Regions from separate parts of the Homo sapiens genome. Here region 1 is linked to region 2. The links are chromatin loops, found by intact Hi-C in ENCODE. Cell type or tissue: OCI-LY7. All regions are shown on one strand. Links, peaks and the distances in the headings refer to the core of each region. The heading gives the core; the rest is flanking DNA.

What was found. Hi-C counts contacts between places; a loop is a spot of excess contacts. Peaks named below come from ENCODE experiments on the same cell type or tissue, not always from the same donor. Only the 100,000 strongest peaks of a DNase experiment are listed, where the experiment ranks them.
Region 1: it touches region 2 in a loop (2.2-fold over the local background); 2 of 110 quality-filtered maps call a loop at or near these places.

What each region holds. Positions count from the first base shown.
Region 1 is chr6:169,984,313-169,995,579 of GRCh38, forward strand. No RefSeq gene overlaps it. Among named protein-coding and RNA genes, the nearest start is that of LINC00242, 190 kb to the left of the region's middle. In OCI-LY7, for the core only: a CTCF peak has its summit at 6,115; a DNase peak (open chromatin) is centred at 5,889; H3K4me3 peaks cover 835 bases; H3K27ac peaks cover 849 bases.
Region 2 is chr6:170,084,912-170,096,178 of GRCh38, forward strand. No RefSeq gene overlaps it. Among named protein-coding and RNA genes, the nearest start is that of LINC01624, 180 kb to the right of the region's middle. RefSeq lists enhancers at 3,722-3,821, 6,752-7,253. In OCI-LY7, for the core only: no CTCF peak of the experiment used is centred there; DNase peaks (open chromatin) are centred at 3,200, 3,550, 4,420 and 4,820; H3K4me3 peaks cover 2,229 bases; H3K27ac peaks cover 2,351 bases.

The DNA of each region.
Region 1 (11,267 bases), core at 3,220-8,219, 100 kb before region 2:
TGGGTTGTGGACGTGGTCACCTCGTTGGAACATAAAGTGCATTCGAGTGGCCGGCGTGGCCCACTCGAAAAGGCTTAATGCCTTTACAGCCCCTAGAAAGAGTGTGGGGCGGCCACTGCCCCCACCCATGTGAACGAGGGAAGCCCCTCCCTCCTGCAGGCCACAGGCAGACAGTGGTCAGGGCAGGTGGGGTCCCAGCCCCGGGGAATGGCTGCTGTTGCTGGTTGGCTTCAGGCAGTTCCTGCACCCTCTCTGAGCCTCAGCCGCCTCACCTAAAATGGGACCTGTTTTCCCTGCCTTTCTGGCTGGCTTCCGGATGCTGTCTGCTGGGTCCCCTGAGACTGGGAGCAGTGTCTGCTGCAGGGATCTCTCAGGCTGAGGGAGAAGGTGGCTCGGCCTGGCAGGCGGCCACGGCCTCACTCCCCTAAGCCCCGAATGGAGTCACTGAGCCGCCTCTCTGCTCCCACGTGTCCTGTGTGCTGTAGGCCCCTGGGCGGTGGGAGACGCTGGCCGCCTCTCCGCTCCCACGTGTCCTGTGTGCTGTAGGCCTCTGGGCGGTGGGAGACCCTGGCCACCTCTCCAGGAGGCCTCCTCCTTAGAGAGGCGTGTGGCCCAGACGAGTCAGGTTTGGTACACGGACCAGGACTTAGGACCTGCCGCCCCTAGTCGCAGGGCCTGGGACAGCTGCCAATCCTTCCTCACATGCAGCTCAGGGCGGCGCCTCCCCAGCTGGACAGGGATTCAAGGCCCTCAGCGCCGGGGCCACTGCTAAGTGGCAGGCATAGGAGCTGCACGTTTCTGAGAGGACATTTCCTGACTCTTACCCCATTTGAATCAAGTAGAGATAAGCACCCTTATGTCTATGTTATTTCAGATTTAAAGAGGCTGTACACTTTGCGCTTTTTCAGAGAACCAGGCTCGTGCCTGGCTCGTTGGCTCTGCCCGGCTCGCTGGCTCTGCCCGTGCGGGACTGTGGAGAGGCCAGGGTGAGGGCTTGGCGCCTGCTCTGCCGGAACCTTCCACTTGCTTCTCAGCCTGGGGCAGGGGCTCCGTCCCAGCGGTGCCGGCAGGTCCATCCTGCTCAGGCTGTGGCCATGGGCGCCTGACACGGTCCTGGCCTGAGTGGGGATCAGCAAATCCCTGATACACAAGGGACTGAACAGCAGCTCAGAAACGGCTCCACGCACCCTCCAGGACACAAAGGCAGCGAATGGATGTGACACAGACGGCGGCCTTTCCGTCCTTCCTCACCCTGGAGTCCCCATGCAGCCTCCGCCGTGCAAACCAGCCACGCATCAGAGAGACCACAGCCCGCGCCTCTCCCCGAGCCCAGACCCGTGCCCGGCTGCTCCTGAGCAGCCCTGACCCTGATTCTCATGTGGAAGTCTCAAACCACGGCTACCACCACCAAGCAGGCGTCTTCCTTCCCACGTGCACGTTTTCCTGCATGCTTCCACTCTGAGTGAGGGGAGATGCCATGGAGAGCTTGGTGCTGCAGACCCACAAATCCGACTGTGCTGGAAGTGGTGCTGGCCAGTGCACAGGGCAGTGGGGCTTGCAGTAGCTCGGCGAGAGACCCCGGGCGGATGGCAGTGATGTGTGGGGAGAAGCACTCAGACCCTGGCTGGGTTTTCCATGTAGAAGCTTCGGTGTTGTTGATGGAGGCTGGGGTCAGGGTATGAGCAGAAGACAGGGCAGGGCAGTGCGGGGCCTCTAAGCTCTCAGCTCAGCCTCAAACAGCGTGGCCTATGGGACAGCACAAAACCACTTGTGCTGGGACACCGCAGGACATGCATGACCTATAATGCAGTGGCCAGAAGCACCATCACAGTCATTTGGTGGAAACCAAAGACAAAAGTCCACAATAGATTCTGAAGAGGGGCGAGCCAGGTGGTCATCATTATAGAGCTTTTCTGACAGGACGGGGTCCTCCACGTGCCCCTCAAGAGGCAGACACTACAGGTGTGCGGCGGGGACCCACGCGGGAATGGCCACCTCTGTCTCAGGCAGAACAGACTGACGCCACCTGCCCCTGTCAGGGCCACACCTGCAGGAAAGAATTTCAAACTTCAGATCTGAACACTCTGGAAAAAGAGAGTGAATGTTTAAGCTCCCTCTCAGCCTGGCAGTGGTGGCATCCACGGGCGGCGAGTCCAGATCCTGAGGCTGCCACAGCCCCTGCACCGTGTATGCCTATATGCAAGGACACCCAGCTGTGGTGAGGCCTGGGGCCGCCGCCCTCTGCTCCAGCCACCCCTTGCTGCTCTCTGGGGGTTCCTTCAGCTGCAGGAAGCCAGGGCCGCTGTCCATCCCGAGGCCCCGTCCCTCCTGCCACCCTCTCGGCCTGCACCTGCCAGAGTCCAGAGAGGTTTTCCAGCAGAGGCTGTGACCGCAGCCGGCGAGAGATGAAGACGGAACCCGCTCCCCACGACATGTACCCAAAGGCGCCGGCCACAAGGAAACATGCACAGGACATCACAGGGCACGTCTGACAAAGATGCGGGGGCTGCGAGGACTGGGAGTGGCTGTCCACGAGGGCCCAGGGCCATGCTTTCATGGACCGTCTTACCCGCCTGCTCAGTCGAGGCCGAGAGCCCCGGGGAGAGCCGTGGCCGCCTGCCCCAGGCAGCACTGGGCATTCCCACGCTTCCTCCTCTCCAGGACAGGCTCCTCAGATGAGAGCAGGGATTGCAGCACGGGCCCGGGCACCCCGGCCGCGACCCCGCCATCTCTGAGCCACGCCCCCTAGCCAGGGCCGCCCACCCACTATCACTGAGGCCCACACCTGCTGAGACCCACACCTGCCGAGGCCCACACCTGCCCAGGCCCACCCATTATCACCGAGGCCCACACCTGCCGAGGCCCACACCTGCCGAGGCCCACACCTGCCGAGGCCCACACCTGGGGGATGGGCAGTCGGGGGAGGACGAGTGGTGCCGAGGGTCTGGGGGGCCCCTGAACCACCAGGGCGAGGTTCCCGGCTGGGGAGACGCAGAGCCAGGGCTCTGCACAGGGGGTGCCCTGGGGAGCAGGCATGAGAGCCACTTCTGCGAGGTGAGGTCACGAGACAGACGTCAACAAGGGCTGGCCAGAGAGAAGAGCCGGTCACCCAGGGCCTCGGAGGGAAGGAAGGCTCAGGGACCCGCGGGACGAAGGCTTGGAGAAGCCCCTGGGGAGCAGCTTGAGCACAGCGAGCTCTGGGACAATGGCCAGTGTCCAGCGACAGGGTGTTCAGAGACGGGGTGTCCAGCGACAGGGTGGGTCCGAGGGGACAGCGGCCGCCATGTCCAGCGACAGGATGGGTCCGGGGGGACAGCGGCCGCCATGTCCAGCGACAGGGTGGGTCCGAGGGGACAGCGGCCGCCATGTCCAGCGACAGGATGGGTCCGAGGGGACAGCGGCCGCCATGTCCAGCGACAGGGTGGGTCCGAGGGGACAGCGGCCGCCATGTCCAGCGACAGGATGGGTCCGGGGGGACAGCGGCCGCCATGTCCAGCGACAGGGTGGGTCCGAGGGGACAGCGGCCGCCATGTCCAGCGACAGGGTGGGTCCGAGGGGACAGTGGCCGCCATGTCCAGCGACAGGATGGGTCCGAGGGGACAGCGGCCGCCATGTCCAGCGACAGGGTGGGTCCGAGGGGACAGTGGCCGCCATGTCCAGCGACAGGGTGGGTCCGAGGGGACAGCGGCCGCCATGTCCAGCGACAGGGTGGGTCCGAGGGGACAGCGGCCGCCATGTCCAGCGACAGGATGGGTCCGGGGGGACAGCGGCCGCCATGTCCAGCGACAGGGTGGGTCCGAGGGGACAGCGGCCGCCATGTCCAGCGACAGGGTGGGTCTGAGGGGACAGCGGCCGCCATGTCCAGCGACAGGGTGGGTCCGGGGGGACAGCGGCCGCCATGTCCAGCGACAGGGTGGGTCCGAGGGGACAGCGGCTGCCATGTCCAGCGACAGGATGGGTCCGGAGGGACAGTGGCCGCCATGTCCAGCGACAGGGTGGGTCCGAGGGGACAGCGGCCGCCATGTCCAGCGACAGGGTGGGTCTGAGGGGACAGCGGCCGCCATGTCCAGCGACAGGGTGGGTCCGGGGGGACAGCGGCCGCCATGTCCAGCGACAGGGTGGGTCCGAGGGGACAGCGGCTGCCATGTCCAGCGACAGGGTGGGTCCGGAGGGACAGTGGCCGCCATGTCCAGCGACAGGGTGGGTCCGAGGGGACAGCGGCTGCCATGTCCAGCGACAGGATGGGTCCGGAGGGACAGTGGCCGCCATGTCCAGCGACAGGGTGGGTCCGAGGGGACAGTGGCCGTGATGTCCAGCGACAGGGTGGGTCCGGGGGGACCTGCTCTTCCAAGACCACATCGTCATAATTCTGTGAACATTTACACTGAAAAACAAGTGTTTGACTGGCACCGATGCCTGGCACAGCTTCCCTCATTCATTCCCATGTGCACACCGGGCACCTCCTTCATGGCCTCAGCCTCCCTGGTCCCCGATTTGCACTGGACCTGTGACCAGGGCTTCCTCACCTGAAGATCGACCCGGTGCCAGCCTCCGTCCTGCTCCCCCAGGCTCAGCCTCCCCACAACCCAGTGGCCTCCCCCTCCCACGGCCCCCTCAGCCGGGCACCATCACACTCTTGGGTTCACATCGGGCCACCTCCTGGCTGGGCGGGATGAGCCCTGTGGGGCTGGGACGTGCATGTCAGCAAAGGAGCCAGCACCAGGCTGGTCTGGAGATGCTAACCCAGAGGTTCCTGGATCTGGCAGGCTGTGCGCGGCCCTCCTGGCCTGGCCGTGTCCTCAGCTGGTGCTGCAGCCCATCCTCTCTGATCCGCACAGACCTGTGGCCACCCTTGTGTGTGTCTGCGGCACATTTAAATTACACATGAATTGAGAGAAGGACCTGCCCCGTGGACCTCTGCAGCCTCCACAGGACCTGCAGGTGCGGAGTGGTTCCTTTCTCATGGTGTCGAGGGCCAGCAGGCTGCACTCTGTCTCCCCACGCGAAGTGCCACAAATAGCCGATGTCTCCCCGCCCTTTCCTCAGCTGCTACTGCTGGGTTCTAACCTCCAACAGGCCAGCCCCAAACCAGGCCCCTGGCACCTGCTCAGGCCAGCCAGCCCGTCGGCCCCTCTGTGGGTGTCTGGTCTCAGGCCCTGACCTCTGGTGCTATGCCTCAGCACCCAGAAATGCTCTGCACGCAGTGGTCCCCGGTCCACAAAATGCACCCCTGTATGTTCACACACATGCATGTGTTCCAATAATACACACTCACAAGCCTCACATACACACATATGCCTATACAGTACACACAGGCACACACAATAAAACTCATACACACACATACACACACACATGACACACACAAGCACATACGTGCATATACATTACACACATACAACACACACAAGAATGCAAACACACATATGCATATACATTACACACAGGCACACACAACACACTCATATGTACACACGTACACAACACACAACACTCATGAGCACACACGCATATGCATATACATTACACACGGGCATACACAACACACATGCATACACACAGGTACACACAATAAAACTCACATGCACACACATACACACACAACACACACAAGTATGAGACCCCACAGTCAACCAGATCGAAGTAAACGGACGATTGGATGGAGCGGAAATCCCCTATCACCCTCTGCTTTGAATAGTTTGCTATCTGCATGATTTAAAGGAAAACTGAAGCTCTTATTAGAATAAAGTAAAAATGATCATTTCTTACCTTAAAATATAAACACGTGTCTGTATGTCATGTGTGGCCTGTCAGGAAGATGATTTGCATTGTCGGTTTCTGAGTGTGCTTTACAGGAAATAAAGGATGAGGCCCCTTCACGTGATGGGCTCCCGTCTTGCACGCTGGTTACCCCTTGGAGCTTCCCGTTTATGTGGATTGTGGCAGTGACTTGAAGTGGAGCCGAGTGTAGTGACCTCTTGTTAACGCCAGAGAGGTCTGTGGACCAGTGTGCTTTCTGCTCACATCGACTGAGAGTGCCACTGGGTAACAGCGGCATTCTCACTGAGTGTTTTCTTCATCATACAACTGCACCTCTGACGATCTCAGCCCACACAGTGGGAGGCGCTCCGAGGGCACGGGAAGCACCGGGCGACCTCAGGAGCTGCAGCGCCGCCAAGATGTTGGCCTCTTTTATTTCCTCACTTTCCCTTTTATATGGTTTTAGCTCTCACATTCTATTTAACTCTCTTTATAGCCATTTGCCATTGTGTGAGATGGCAGTTGCCTGCAATCTCCTGGGACTTGCTACTCTGGACGGAGGCTGAGCCCCTGAAGTCCACCCATCTATGACTCCTGGTCCACCCAGGCATTGGCCCTGCCTGGGGATCGTGCCTGAGTCTGCGCGGCCCTCTCCACTCAGAGCCGCCTCAGAGCCTCCTCCACAGCCCACGTAGCCCTGCCCGCTTTCCCTGGGATTTCGGGTGCAGTCGCAGGGTTAGGGGTGAGGGTTGGCCCCCCTCCAGGCAGGAGTGCCAAGTCCTTTCCAGTGCGGCTGCCCAGTCTACCGCGGACCTCAAGGTTTGGAGGCAAATGGCCCCACATCCCTCCTGACACCAGGACACCCAGACTTTCTGTTCCTGCAGGTCCCATGGGTGTCGGATGGGGCCTCAGGCTGAGCAGCGCATGTGGGTGCCCAGTTCATTTGTGAAACACCTTCTGTGTCCTCTGCAATCACCCTGCAGGGCTGTTCAGGGTCCTCGTGGGTGTGAGGTCTGCAGGACAGCGGCCCACAAGGTGCCCACGCCCATTCTCAGAACCTGAAATGTGTCACCTGTGTGGCAAGAGGGGCCGTGCAAATGCCATTAAATCGAGGACACTGAGCAGGGAGGTGTTGCCACATGATTCAGGGGGCCTGATGTCCTCACGGGCATCCATAAAAAGGAAAAGAGGGAGGTGGAGGGTCGGGCTGGCCAGAAGGCCAGGCACAGACCAGACAGAGGCTGGGGTAGAGCACAGAGAGGGTTTCTCCCAGGAGCCTCCAGAAGGAACCAGCCCTGCCCACTTCTGGATTTTCGCTCACAAAGACTTGGGCGGGATTTCTGACCTTGAGAACTGGAAGGAAATAAATTTGTGTTCTTTAAAGCCACTAAATTCATGGAAATTTGTTGCAGCAGCAAGAAGAAAGGACTCCGTTGCAGAAGAGGTCTGTAAAAAAGATCTTTGGTATCTATCATTTTTAGTTGCGTGTATTCCAAAATCTCCCAGTCTGAAATTTTTAAGATGTTTTTTGATGAAGAAAAGTTTATAATTTAAATATGGTCAAATTACCAACATTCTATATTTAGCTTTCTTTAAGATAAGCTTTCCTATTTCAAGGAGTAAAAGATACTCACCTATATGGTGTAAATTAATGGAGAGATATATCATGTTCATAGATAGGAAATGACAATTTTAGCCAGTTTGAATCTATAGACTCAGCCCAATTCAAATCAAAGTCCCAATAGAGTTTTCTATGGAGCTCAATGAGCTGATTCTCCAAGTGTGAGGAAAGAAGGATCCAGGGAAAGCCCATACTCCTTGCTGTGGTGTTTAGGGGGGTGAAATTTTTGTGTCAACTTGACCGGGCCAAGAGGTGCCCAGATACTTGGTCAAGCATTATTCCAGTGTGTCTGTGAGGGTGTTGTTGCGGGAGACTGACATTTGAACCTGAGCATGAGAAAGGTGTGGGCCTTGGTGTGTCTGTGAGGGTGTTGCTGGGGGAGACTGATGTTTGAACCTGAGCGTGAGGAAGGTGTGGTGGGCCTCGTCTGAACAGTTGATGACCTGAATACGACAAAAGGGTTGAGAGACAGAACTGGGATGAGAACTGACGCCGGCAGCTCTCTGGGTTGCCACTGGCATATCTTGGACTTTGCCTCCATGACTCAGTGAACCAGCTCCTTATTGTCTATGTATATGTCCACTTCGTTCTGTTTCTCTGGAGAACCCAGGCTAATCCAGTGTTCCAGTTTCTGCAGGTTTCTGAGGTACCACCCCACCCTTCCTCTGTGCCCCACACGCCTCTCAGAACACTGATCAGGCCCAAGTCACCAGGGATCTGGGAAATGCAGGAAGGATGGGGGAATGAGCTCTGTGAATTCACGCAGAATGCTGAATGCATAATTTATCACCCTAAGTAAAGACATCCTCAGATACAAAGGGCATAGAGTTGAGCTTCCCAGTGAGACGTACACCCTTAGCCTCCTCCCCGCAGCCCGTCCAGGACAGGAAGTACGAGGAAAGCCTTCTGCGGTGCCTGCAGCGGGCGGGTGGCTTCCTGTCCCAGACTGAGGTGCCTGTCCCAGATCTCGGGGGCAGCCCCACAGGCATGGCCGGCAGAGCCGCGGGACAGGCCCCCCTCTACAGAGGCCGCTCAGGGTGTTTTCTCTGCCAGGCCCCAGCCAGGGTGAGGAAGCAGAAATGACCTACTTTCCCTCTGGTGATTTGCTATCCTGATGGCCTCTCCCTGTGGAAGAGATGCAGAGGCCAAGGTGAAGGACAGCGGCTCCCTCCAGCACCCGGCCAGGCGGGCCATGGGCCAAGCAGGTGGGCCCTCTGCCCCAGGGGTTCCGGGTGTGCCGGGTGGTGTGGGAGAGGCCTCTGCTCCTTCTGAGCTGCAGAGAGTGGGGCTGGTCTGAGGCCGCCCTGCCTCTAGGCCATCCCTGCCAGTCTTGTCTGCAGCCCCGTTGCCAGGGCGCAGTCCTAGACAACCTGTCACATGCCTGAGGTCAGAGGTCAGGGTTGCTCCTAGGTTCTGAAGCCTTGGACCAGGGGACCGGCCGGAGCTTCTGTGCCTGAGAATGCTGAGCCGGTCCAGCATGGCCCAGGTCGATTGTGCAATCCTGGGCCAATAGCTCCACACCTTCCCTCAAGGTTTTTTGTTTGTTTGTTTGTTTGTTTTTGAGACAGAGTCTCGCCCTGTTGCCCAGGCTGGAGTGCAATGGTGTGATCTCGGCTCACTGCAACCTCTGCCTCCTGGGTTCAAGCGATTCTCCTGCCTCAGCCTCCCAAATAGCTGAGACCACAGACACACACCACCAAGCCCAGCTAATTTTTGTATTTTTAGTAGAGATGGGGTTTCACCATGTTGATCAGGCCGGTCTTGAACGCCTGTCCTCATGACCTGCCCACCTTGGCCTCCCAAAGTGCTGCAAGTACAGGCGTGAGCCACCGCGCCCGGTGCCCCCATCAAGGTCTTCTTAAGTAAAATGGAGCAGGCGTCTGAAGCTTCACCACCCAAGGACCCGACTGTCTCAGAAACGACCCCTGGAGGCCGAGGACCCGAGTCCCACAGCCACTCCCTCACCCTGGCCTTGTGCCCCATGGTTTTCTCTCTTTCCTGTGAGTCCCACAGCCCAGCCTGACCAGGTTGCAGCCCTGGGCTGGGCCACATCCTGGTGAAATCCCCCTGATCCTGACAGTGCTGTTTAAAATGGAGAAAACATGGGTTTGTCAGCAAATGGACAGTTCTGGGAGTGACAGTACGTTCCCATGCGGATAAGGTGTCTGTCTGTATCCCTGCTTGCCCCTCTGTGCCGGCTCGAGCTAAGCTGTCCTGGTGTGGCCCCTTGGCATTAGCCTCTGAGCTGTCTCCACGGCCTGACCGTGCCCTAACTCTGAACATGAAGGGGAACAGTCCCCCGGGGCCAGCCGGGACAAAGCAAAGTGGTGCTGAGAGTGGGGGCGGCAGCTGCTTTAAGCTCGGTGGGTTTGCCGATAGGACAATGCATGCCAAGCAGCTGGGGATGGAGCTGCAGGCCCCTCCAAGCCCCTGCCCTTCACTGCTGGGTGGGAGACTAGAAGGCCGCATCACCCAGTGTCTGTGGCCAGAAGCTCCAGCCATGGGTGTGACCCTGAGTGGTGGCTCAGCCCAGGTGCTGAAGGCTCTGGGCCCTGTGGGGTGATCCAGGAGCAGGGGCCTTTGTGGACAAGGGCACCAGCCTGCGCGGTGAAGCTCAACCACAAACGTGTTTTGAAGGAGGGAGCCACTCCTCCACCAGCCTTTCCAACTGAGCATCCATGTGGGTGCACCTGCCCTGGTGGCCTTCCGAGCCCCGTGGTCACAGCCTCTCCTGGGGACCAGCTCTTCAGAGAACATCTCAGGAGCCTGACAGCACTGCCGTCCTGTGGCCCCGTCAGGACCCTGAGCCACAGGCCCAAACAGAATTCTGTGGGCTTAGCTCCCTGCTGGCTCCCTGCAGACGCCTCTAACAAGGCCTGTAAATGATGTTTCTTTGAATCAGGCTTGTGTGGCGTGCTAAAGTGCATTAACTTTTATTTATGTTACAGTATTAAAAACAGATGAAACATCAATCGATCCATTGGGGTGCCCTTTGGGAGTTACAGACAAAATAATTTGAAAGATCTTTTTTAAAAATGTGTTTGAATTGAAGCTCCAGATGGTGCTTAAAGATGTGTTGGAGGGTTCTGTATAACTCAGAAGGAAGAACAAAGACAAAACAACAACAACAACAAAAGAGATGCACGAGTGAGTGTGTGTGCGGCTTCGTTTATGCCGAGGACTCTAATGCAGAGAACACAAACTCTGCAGGCACAGAGTCCAGACCCACACCCAGCACCCGGTGCCTCCCTGCTCCGCTGTTCCCAGGCCTTAACAGTGAACCTCAGCGTTCGCCTTTGTAAATGGAGAAAGCCATCTCTTTTGTAGGGTATGGGGGCCCTCAAAGAGATAGTGCCTACCTAAAAAGAAGGAATGCTGTTAGACCTGACTTGAGGCTAGAGATGCTGTAAAGGAGCTCAGCACACAGTAAATGCTCAGTAAGTGTTTTCCATTCTTTCCAGCAGGACCACTCACTGCAGGTCTTATATTTGCCTAAGAAATTACTGAATGCTTGTCCCACAAAGAAAATTGTTGGAACTCATAAATGAATTTGGCAAAGTTTCAAGATACAAAATCAACAAACATCAGTTGTGTTTCTATACACGAACAATGCATAATCCAAAAAGGAAACCAGGAAAAGGATCCAGGTTCAAGAACATCGAAAAGGAATAAAATACCTAAAAGCGAACTTAACCAAGGAGGTGAAAGACTTGTACATTGAAAACTACAGGACATTTCTAAACGAAATTGAAGAAGGCACAAATAAATGGAAAGGCATCCTGTGTTCACTTAGTATTGTTAAGATATTCACAACATGCAAAGCAGTCTCTAGGAATTCTATAAAATCCCTACCAAAATCCCAATGGCATTTTGTGCAAATGAAAAA
Region 2 (11,267 bases), core at 2,516-7,515:
GAGCAGGGAGACGGCGGCCTCAGAAGATGCAGCTCACACCGGGGCCTGAGAGAGAGTCTGGGTGAGAAAGAGGACGGGCATCCCATGGCCACCTGGAAGGCAGGAGGGTGAGACCAGGGTCATAAAGGAGAGAGGCCATTCATTTACGACAAAGCCCAGAGAGTTTCCCTGGGTGCGTCTGAAGATGGGAGCAGAAAGTGGAGCCTTAGAAATAAGAATACCTGAGCCCAGAGGGAAGTGCCCCCAAGAACTCATGTCACCCCAGAAGGAAAATAGGGCATTGGTCACCTCTGGGATGGTGCGAGGATATCTGCAGTGAGTAACCAGATATCTTCAGTGTTAAAGGAAAGTCCCCAGATTTAAGCGTCTGTGTGTGTTGTGTATATTCAGTTAATTATACACCTTACGCAATGCTGGGGTGAGAGGCCTGAATTCCAGTATTCCCGGGAGCTCTGGGGAAGTCACCCTTCCAACGATTTCTCCTGCTGTTTGGGACCAGCTCTGCTCATGAAGGTGCCAGCACCATCCGTCCCTGAGTTCATGTCCATGGCTGAGGGTGACTCCAAACACTGCCAGTGGGTTCTTCTTCCCGACTTTGCCGTTTCACTGAGTTAAAGGTCTGGCATTTACCAAAACCATCTGCCGCAACCCAGCCAATCTTCCAGAAGTGTCCTGATCTCTTCCTCTGTTGAGTATTTAAAAGTGAAGCACATTTGTGTGGACTCTCCCCAAGGCGGAGCTGCCCGAGTGCTGGGCTGCCCTGATGAGCTGGTGCTGAGACAGAAGCGGCTTTGCGGACGGCTGCACGGGCTGTGTGTTCTGCTTCCGAACTCTATCAGGTGAGCGTGGAAGACACTTCCATAGACACAGGGAGGTGCTTTACTGCTGAAGGCGACTCCTGCATGCAAACACGGCAGCATTATCTCCACGTAGAGGGAACACAGGACGCTCAGAGGGAAATTCTCGGAAAGTGGGGTGTCTCCAGCTCCTCCTTCCAGGCCTCTTCTCAGCCGTGAGGCTGCGCTCTGGGCCTCAGTCCCACCCACTGCACCGTCCTCCCCACCGCGGCATCCATGCCGGCCCCGCACCTGTCAGGATATGGGGGAGCCCTGGCCCTGAGGGCTTTCTGTGGCTCCCCAGGTCCATGTTTCCATTCTCTTTGCTCCCACCGTTTTTTCTCATGTTCTCCTTTTCACACAATATTTATTGTCTTGTCCCCTCTGTTCTGTCAAGAGCCCAGACTGTGTAACACACATTGCCTGGCCCAGAGCCCATTCGATAAATATGTGTGGAAAAAAAGAACCAAACAAGGACTCAATACCTCTCCTGCCTCTTCCATGAAATCATTGTTTTGATTCGAGAATAAAAGATGTTTGGATTAAAATGTTTCTTGAATTTTTCCATTCCTAGCCTCTTGCAAGATCATTGTGCTAGATTTTGAATGACCTACTTTTCCTTCTCAGGCCCAAGACTTCAAGAGACTATTGTGGTAACGGAGCCACAAATTAATCTTTCCATTTTCTGAAAATAGAATTCTACTTACATAAGTTTAAAAAAAATTGTTGGTGGTTAGAACAATATCATTAATATCATTTTTATTTTTCAATTAAATGATTCCAACTGTCTTCATGATAATTATTTATATTTATAGAACATCTTAAAGGGTACATTTCACACAGAAAAACACCACGTCCAGTCTCTGTCCAGCCCATGGAGGGCGACCAGAGGTGATGGTTGGCGTGGGCAGCAAGAAGCCAGGGAGGACCGAGCGGGGAGCAGGCGGGGAAGGCAGAAGGGGCGGCAGGAGGGATAGGGCAAGCCGTGGGGAGGCAGCCACCCCGTAGCAGGAGAGGCAGGGAACGCCACGTCGCTGGTACAAATGGAACAAACTCCAACGCCCGTCTAGAGTTGAAGCTTCTGGGCAGAAGGGAGCTTTATGATCCACGCCCAACCCATAGGCCCGCTCCCGCCATGCCCCCTCCTCTGGGAAAGCCGCCTGGAGTGTCCACCGCAGAACGAGTGCTGCGCTCAGCAGCACCAGGACCCGCAGGGCCCGCACTCCCCTCCGCACGAAGCTCACTGTCCACGAGGAAAGACGAGGAAATGCGGGGAAAGGAGGGCACGGGACAACACGTCCAACTGTGTAGAGGAAAGGGACCTGCGTGGGAAGGAAGGGGCAGGGGAGGCTTCGAGAAAGAGCCAGGACCGTGTAGTTGGACCCTTGGAGGGAGCTACACGTGGCCAAGGGTGCAGGGCGGCCCCAGGCTGGGGAACAGCACCGGCCAAGCTCGGGGAAGGGCGTGGACAAGGCCGGCCCGTGGAACGGAAGGGAGCATCGCACTGTTAAAAGGTCATGAAACGTCCGGGAGCCTCAGCAGGGGAGGCCGAGTGTGGAGGTTTAGAGGAAAGGAATGAGGCTGAGGCTGCCAAGGAAAAGCATGGTGTGGGGGGACCCGGAGGCCCCGCGGTGGGAGGAGCGTGGTGTGGGGGGGGACCGGGAGGCCGTGGGGTGGGAGGAGCGTGGTGTGGGGGGACCCGGAGGCCGTGGGGTGGGAGGAGCGTGGTGTGGGGGGACCCGGAGGCCGTGGGGTGGGAGGAGCGTGGTGTGGGGGTACCCGGAGGCCGTGGGGTGGGAGGAGCGTGGTGTGGGGGGACCCGGAGACCCTGCGGTGGGAGGAGCGTGGTGTGGGGGGACCCGGAGACCCTGCAGTGGGAGGAGCGTGGTGTGGGGGGGGACCGGGAGGCCGTGGGGTGGGAGGAGCGTGGTGTGGGGGGGACCCGGAGGCCCTGCGGTGGGAGGAGCGTGGTGTGGGGGGGACCCGGAGGCCGTGGGGTGGGAGGAGCGTGGTGTGGGGGGAGGAGCGTGGTGTGGGGGGACCCGGAGGCCCCGCGGTGGGAGGAGCATGGTGTGGGGGGGGACCGGGAGGCCGTGGGGTGGGAGGAGCGTGGTGTGGGGGGGACCCGGAGGCCGTGGGGTGGGAGGAGCGTGGTGTGGGGGGGACCCGGAGGCCGTGGGGTGGGAGGAGCGTGGTGTGGGTGGGGACCGGGAGACCCTGCGGTGGGAGGAGCGTGGTGTGGCGGGAACGGGAGGCCGTGGGGTGGGCGGCAGCACAGGTTGTGGCTGAGCTCGGGGCCGGGGCAGCGGCGCTTGCCCTTGGGAGGGAGAAAACAGGCAAAGGACAGGATGTGGTGAGCGTCGGCCCGCGAAACCCCGCGGCCACAGCCTGAGGAAGTCTGTAGACAACAGGCTCGGCACGAAGGAGAAAGAGCTGACGTGGCTGTGAGGTGCCGCTGGTGGGAGCAGAGCTGGGAAGGGAGCCTGGGTGTGACTGTGGGGCTGGGAGTGAGCGGGGAGAGGGACAGGAGACGGGAAGGGGCTGCTGGAGCGCAGGAGGACGGCCAGAGGTGCGCGGGCCCCCACCGCAGCCCCAGCTCCCAGATGGTGCACGGACCAACCACTCAACAATCAGCCTGTGAGTTTTCGGAAGAACAGAGTCTTGGGCCACGGAGCCAACAGGTTCCTCCTGCAGGTGGCCATTTACGCTACACTCACCCCAAGGCCCCAGCCAGGAGCGTGGCCTCAGTGCAAGAAGCCACGGGGCCTAACACGAGCCACACCGAGAGGTTTCTGGGCCTGCAGGTAACCCTGCTGTACCCCCCTAGCCTCTGGCATAAGTGTTTGTGAGGGGCCTTCGGGGGCTGGTCCCCGTGCAGGCTGACCGCGGTGGAGTTTGCTCAGTGTGTGATGAGGCACATGTGTGTACGTAACTGAGCCCACGTGTGAGGGCGAGGACCATCCGTGCCGGGGCCTCCTGTTGAGCAGCCACGAGACATCACCTCACCCGGCACATGGGCGGCCGCTTCCTCTTGGGCCTGGAATCCTGACAGCCAAGGCTTTGGGGCCGTGCCTCGCCCTCTTTCACAGGCATCTGGCCCTGGACTGTCCCCGCCGGGCGGCAGTGTAGGCTCCCCGGGGAGGGGCAAAGGTCCCACTTGGTGCAGGCAGCTCTGCACGTCTGATGAGACACCAGCTGGGCTGGGTGCGGTGGCTCACGCCTGTAATCCTAGCACTTTGGGAGGCCGAGGCGGGCGGATTGCTTGAGCTCAAAGTTAGAGACCAGCCTGGGCAACATGGTGAAACCCTGTCTCTAAAAAAAGTTAGCCAGGCGTGGTGGTTGGTGCTATAGTCCCAGCTACTCAGGAGGCTGAGGCAGGAGAATTGCTTGAACCTGGGAGTTGGAAGTTGCAATGAGCCGAGATGGAGCCACTGCACTCCAGCCTGGGGGGACAGAGCGAGACTCTATCACCAAAAAAAAAAAAAAAAAAAAAAAAAAAAAAAAAAAAAAACTGCGATCTGAGGCTTCCTCCTGCTGCTGGCTTCCCCTGGGGACTCACTGAGCCAGGGTCTCCATGCATCACGGCATCGGTGGCAAAATCTCACCAGCACTCAGGCAAAGCAAAGCTCACCTCCTCCCTCCTGAGCTGGCTGCACACGCCTCTGCTTCCATTTCCTGTAGGTTTTATTCAGCAGGAGTATTTCTAAACTGCAACATACAAAGTATCTAAAAACAGATTTTTATTCTTCTCCACCTTCTTTTTTTTTTAAACAAAGCTAACTTACATCTTCCCTTAATGATAATTGGTTTGAATGTCATTTTCAGAGAGTGACTTTTAAAAAGTACTTGTCATTTTAAATGAGTCTCTGCATAATTGCACTGGATTCTCTTGAGAACGTGGCTTTGACTCAGCCTTGGTTGCCCACGGCCAGGAGCCCATGGGCCTGGCTCTTTCCGAGACAGAGCTGATTTCCGGAACGCTCTTATCGGCCTTCTGCGGTCTGGGCCTGAGCTTTGTGGTCTGGCGGGGCCTTGGCCAGGCCGTCCCCACTTCCTACCACGCTCCCGCCTTCGCCCCTGGCTCTAGTCTTTCCTTTGACCTAATTTTAATGTCACTGCATGGCCACCTGTGCTCCAGATTCACACACAGCCACTCCCCTGCTTTTTATTCCCTTAGATTTTGCCCGAACCCAATCTTACTGTTAAAACACACATACAGACACACAACAGACAAAAGCTCACATCCCTTGTGACACCACCCAGTGCTCCCCTGACACTGTGACCGGTGCGTTTGTGCCTTCCTGCGTGTGGCCTGCATGTCTTCGTCTGCCATGCCCACGCTGTGATGTGCCCAAGTGCTCCCCACAGCTGCAGCCTTGCTCCCCCACGTCCTGCGGGTGGGCACTCCCTCTGCTCCCAGGGGATCTCTGGCATGACCTCTGTCATGACGTCTGCCATGGTCTCTGACATGGCCTCCACTGTGGTCTCTGACGTGGCCTCTGCCGTGGTCTCTGCCTTGCCAATGTTTCAGCTGCTTCCCTGCTCATCATCCCCTGCTCATCGTCCATTCTTCCCTAGGGTAAATGCTGAGAAAAGAAACTGATGCATCACAGAGTCAGTGCAATTTTAATGTAATCAATTTGATGAATTTATTTTGAGATGACGAATTCTGACTTTTTAAAAAACCATTTATGCACCAATTTCCTCTAATGTTTGACATTAAACGTTTTCATTTCTTCTAATCTAATGGGAAAAAAATCAGACTGTTTTCCATTGCAGTTCCCTGATCTGTTGTGAGATTGTGCAGCTTTTAAATGCTTCTTGGTAATTTGCATTTCTGCTTTTGTAAGTTTTGCTCATATTTCTTTGGCCATTTTCTTCACAGCTGTGTGTTCTCCCCACAGCGGAGGAATTGTCTTCTCGCACCTGTGAAGTGCTATTGGATTCACCCACTGTGCCAGCCCCTTCCTACGAACAGTCGGTCTCACTCTGCTACTCGTGTCTCGAGGCTTCTCTACACGCCCATCATATTGATGCTGTCGTACTCATGGTTCTTTTCTTTTGTGCCAGTTTTTCTGTTATATGCAAGAAGATGCTCTCTGCCCGCAGGACCATACGGACACTCTTCTTTCTCCCGTCACGTTGGAATTCTTGTTTCTCTGCTTAGAGCTTTAACCTCAGTGGGATCCAGTTTTGTGAATGGTGTAAATGAGGGATTTGGCTCATTTACTGGCTGTGAGTCCTGTGCCCAGAGCTACACTTCCCGTGAGCATGTTTGCCACTTAATGCCGGACACCGGCCCTGCTCCCGGCCCTGCTCCCGGCCTTGCCCCCTGGTCTGCCCCCTGCCCTGCTCCCGGCCTTGCTCCCTGCCCCCTGCCCTGCCCCCTGCCCTGCTCCCTGCCCTGCTCCTGGCCTCTGCCACTTTTCACAGTCTTCTGTCCCAGGTCTGCCACTTACCTGCCCAGCAGGGGTGAGATCCCTCAGGGAGTCGGAGATAGAGCCTCTTCCTGTCCTTCCAAGGGGAGCAGTGTATGGAGGCTTTGGAGGATGTTTCTGACAACACTGGGGTGTGCACCGTTCCAGCTCCCAGGTTCCAAGGTGGAAGTCACCAGAAGGAAGAACAGAAGCAAAGACAATGCCAGGCTAAAGCAGGAGCCCACCCTTCCTGTCTGGGGGCCGCACCCGGGGCTGCTGACCTGGTGGCTACTCAGCATGGTGCCTGAGCGTTCACAGACGTTGAGTGACCCTGAGCGTTCACGGGCACTGAGTGACCCCACTGCCCTCTTTGGAAGCGTCCTGGGGGCAGATTTGCCGTGGTCCTTGTGCAGCCGATGTCTGTCCCACCTGGAGCGACTGACCCACCTGTGGTGATGGGGTGGATGGAGACAGGCCCTCTGTTAGAGGCAATCGGAGCAAATTATCAAACTCTAAAGCCAGAGGACCCTTAGGGCTTCACTGAGTGGTGGCAGGAGCCACGTGACACAGCCGGAAACCCCATCCATGCCCTGGGGAGATTTTCCCTTGGTGAGGGACCCTGCAGTGCGGCCCAGCCTTTCAGCCTTTCTGGTAAATTGCACCAGGGAATATGTTAGGACTTATCTGTATCAGGTGCCTCATCATCGGTCAACGCTGCGTCACCCTGGGCAGTCACAACACCACACAAACTCACGACAGCACCACGCAGCTCACAACAGCACCACACAAGCTCACAACACCACACAGTTCACAACAGCGCCACACAGCTCCCGACAGCGCCACATAGCTCACAACTGCACCACACAGCTCACGACAACACCACACAGCTCCCGACAGCACCACACAGCTCACAACTGCACCACACAGCTCACGACAACACCACACAGCTCACGACAGCACCACACAGCTCACGACAACACCACACAGCTCACGACAGCACCACACAGCTCACGACAACACCACACAGCTCACGACTGCACCACACAGCTCACGACTGCACCACACAGCTCACGACTGCACCACACAGCTCACGACAACACCACACAGCTCACAACTGCACCACACAGCTCACGACAGCACCACACAGCTCACGACAGCACCACACAGCTCACAACTGCACCACACAAGCTCACAACAGCGCCACACAGCTCACAATAGCACCACATAGCTCGTGACAGCACCAAACATGCTCACAACACCGCACAGCTCACAACAGCACGACACAAGCTCACACCACCACACAAGCTCACAACAGCAACACACAGCTCACAACAGCGCCACACAGCTCATGACAACACCACACAGCTCATGACAGTACCACACAAGCTCACAATAACACCACACAAGCTCACAACAGCACCACACAAGCTCACAACAGCACCACACAGCTCACGACAGCACCACACAAGCTCACGACAGTACCACGCAGCTCACGACAGCACCACACAAGCTCACAACAGCACCACACAGCTCACGACAGTACCACGCAGCTCACAACAATGCCATGCAAGCTCACAACAGCCCCACACAAGCTCATACCACACAGCTCACAACAGCACCACACAAGCTCACAACAGCACACAAGCTCACAACAGCAACATGAAGCTCACAACAGAACCATGCACTTCACAAAAGCACCACACAGCTCCCAACAGCACCATGCAGCTCACAACAATGCAATGCAATCTCACAATAGCACTACACAAGCTCACAATAGCACCACACAAGCTCACAACAGCACCACACAAGCTCACAACAGCGCCGCACAGCTCCCAACAGCGCCGCACAGCTCCCAACAGCACCACGCAGCTCCCAACAGCACCACACAAGCTCACAACAGCGCCGCACAGCTCCCAACGGCACCGCGCAGCTCCCAACGGCGCCACACAAGCTCACAACGGCACCACGCAGCTCACAATGGCACCACAGAAGCTCACAACAGCCAACTGCGGGCTTGACATTGCTTTGTTTTGTTTGCTTTCTAGCTTTCCTTTATTCTGTTTCTGCTGTCTTTCCTGGACCAGCAAGGTGGCTAACTAGGAATTCGTATCGCAGCTGTCACGATCTCTTTCGTGTCTATAGCATGAACTGCGATTTCCTTCCCTCCTGGGCTGTGTTGTGGAAAAGATGAGCCCACGGAGGGTGTCTGGAATAAACGGGGAATCCTCCCACCAGCACGCCCGCCTCTGCTGGGAGCATGAGGCAGCACGATTCTCTGGGCGGCAGCTTGTCTCCACCGCGGGGCTCTAACCGATCTGCCACCAGAGCCACTGACGTCCTTCCCCAGCCAGGAGCCTCTGCAGTCCCTGCTCCCACCCTCAAGGGCACACGAGTTCAGAGTCATTCCCAGGTTGCACGGAGCAGTTTGAGGAGGGAATGGATGGGGTCTCCTCCCGTCGAATGGCTCCCCTGGCTCCTCTGCAGGTCAGCACCTTGGAAAGGCACGTGGGTGTCAGCGCAGCCGCAGGCCCAGCCTGTCTGCCTCCTGGAGGCCCCAGGCATGCTGCCTCTTCCCCTGTTGCCCTGGCCCTGGGGAGCTCTGGTGCCGTCTGCCTCATCCCCGAGGCAACGTCTCTGCTGCTGGACCAAACACGGCCTGAGTCCCTCGCAGCCTATGCTCTGCCCACAGACACCAGATCCACAGTTAGAACAAACGTGTGTGCCTTGGCCTGGCTGTAGGGCCTGCCAAGCGTCTGGGACTCATGAAGGGCTCCGGGATTTCAGCTCTGGTCCAGTCCACTGGCCTGAGCCAGCTGCAATGGGCTGCAGGGGAGTGGGGGAGGCAGGCTCGATCAGAACCACAGCCTGGGAGGGCCTGGCTGGGAGGCCCCTGCTCCCAGAAACTCACCTTCTCCCAGAGGGGTCTCTGTCCAGCAGGCGAGCCTGGCCCCAGGCCTCTCTGCAGCAGGCATGGACTGGCTGGGTGACCCTCAGGGAACTGTAGCTGGTGTTCAGCAGCACTGCCGTGCTAGGCTCCACCTCCCACCTGGCGCGGCGCCTGCTCCCCAACTCCCCTTGTTCCCAAACCTCCCCCTGAACCAGCCTCATGTCCCCCAACCATTGGGACCAGAGTGGCAGCTGACTGCAGGTCCCAGCATCCCAGGACAGCCCGCCACGCGCTGGGAGCCACGGCCGAGCTCCTTCCATTCCGGTTCACACCCAGACCGTCCGAGCTCTGCCCATCAGCCACCACGCGCTGGGAGCCACGGCCGAGCTCTTTCCATTCCGGTTCACACCCAGACCCTCCGAGCTCTGCCCATCAGCCACCACGCGCTGGGAGCCATGGCTGAGCTCCTTCCATTCCGGTTCACACCCAGACCATCCGAGCTCTGCCCATCAGCCACCACGCGCTGGGAGCCATGGCTGAGCTCCTAGGGCCTGCAGATGAACCAGTTCCTGAGCTGGGGCTGGGGACGGGCAGGCCAGGAGCCGGAACCTCTCAGTGTACTGCATGCATCTACACCCCACAGTGGGGAGGAGTGAAGGGTCTTTCTCTTATTCCCTCTGGGCTGCTGAATTTGTTGTATTTTTTATAGTTTGAAGAAGAGAATAGGCACAGACTCCCCTGCCAGCCAGCCAGACACCTCCTGCCATGTTTCACGTGTGGCATCTGACCCCAGCTTTGGTTCAGCAGTCAGGAGTCACCCTGGTGGCTGGGAGGCCAGGGACCCCCTACCTGGGAATCCTAAGTCCTTTGCTTTGGGAAGGCTCATTGCCTTTGAAACTGGCCCTCCATTCCCACTTAATCAAGGAGGAGGAGCTTTGTCTGAAGTGCGGAGATGGCCGTGGTCCCGATGGATGGGCTGCTATTGGACACAGCAATTTGTGGGCAGGAGACTGGACTCCACGAGCATCTGAGCCAGGCACTGCAGGCCTGCGTCTACCCATCCTGGGCTGGAGGGGAGGCAGGGCTGGTGTTCGAAGGGGTGGAAATAGGACTGAGGGCTCTTCTCGGAGAAGGGGATGCTCTTGCCTGCTGCCTTCCATGTTCGAAGGGGTGGAAATAGGACTGAGGGCTCTTCTCAGAGAAGGGCATGCTCTTGCCTGCTGCCGTCCTTGGAAAGGCTCCCCACCTGGCCAGCACCCTCTCGGGGGTCCAGGGATCTCCAGCCTGTGGGCAGTCGGCCAAGCCCCTTGGGAAAATGAGCCCCTGGGCAGGAGGTGAGGAGGCACAGAGGTTGGTCCCCCTCAGAACGTCGGCCACCATGACTGAGGCACTGACCGGGGAGGGCACTTGGCCTCGGGCTGTTGTCCAGCCCCCTGCGCTTGTTCCTGCAGCAGAGGCTGCAGTCACTCCCCTTCTGACTCGCCCTTCCCTTTCCTCCATGCCGCCCTGCGCACGGCCCCTCCGAAGGTCGGGCCAGACCTTCCCCTGTGAGGTCTCCAGGGTTCCGCTCTGGGGAGGGCTGTGTTCTAAGGACCACTGTCCTTGCCCTGCCAGCACCTCTGCAGTTGTGAGAGGCCCCTTCCTTCTCTGCAGCTCAATGAGCATGGGGACCTCAGCCCAGCCTTCTTTCTCCCTCCGGAGGCCACACATCTCTTGAGCCAGTCGTGGCCTCTTCCACAGCCAACTTGTCCTTGTGGCCCAGTCTGGCCTGGAGCCAGCAGTAAATGTGACCCCAGCTTGGGAACAGAGTGCGGGCCCTGGAGCTTTGGGGATTGTGAGGGAACAAGGCGGCCAGGCCAGGTTCTCCCAGCGGTTAAAAGGCCCACCCCTTCCCGGGTCTCAATTCTGGGCTGATTTCCCCAGGACAGCATTCTTGTGTCAACTCGCTGTTACCCCAGCTGACGGCCTCACATCTGCTGAGGCAATGCCACCTCTCCAGAGTGAAAAGCTCCTAAGACAGAGCCATTCTCCCCGAGTTGATTATTCCCTTGAATTGTTATAAATCTCCCCTTGCTATTTCTCTCTGAACATCATTTATGAGCACCTTGCGTCTCCGTCGATGAGAAA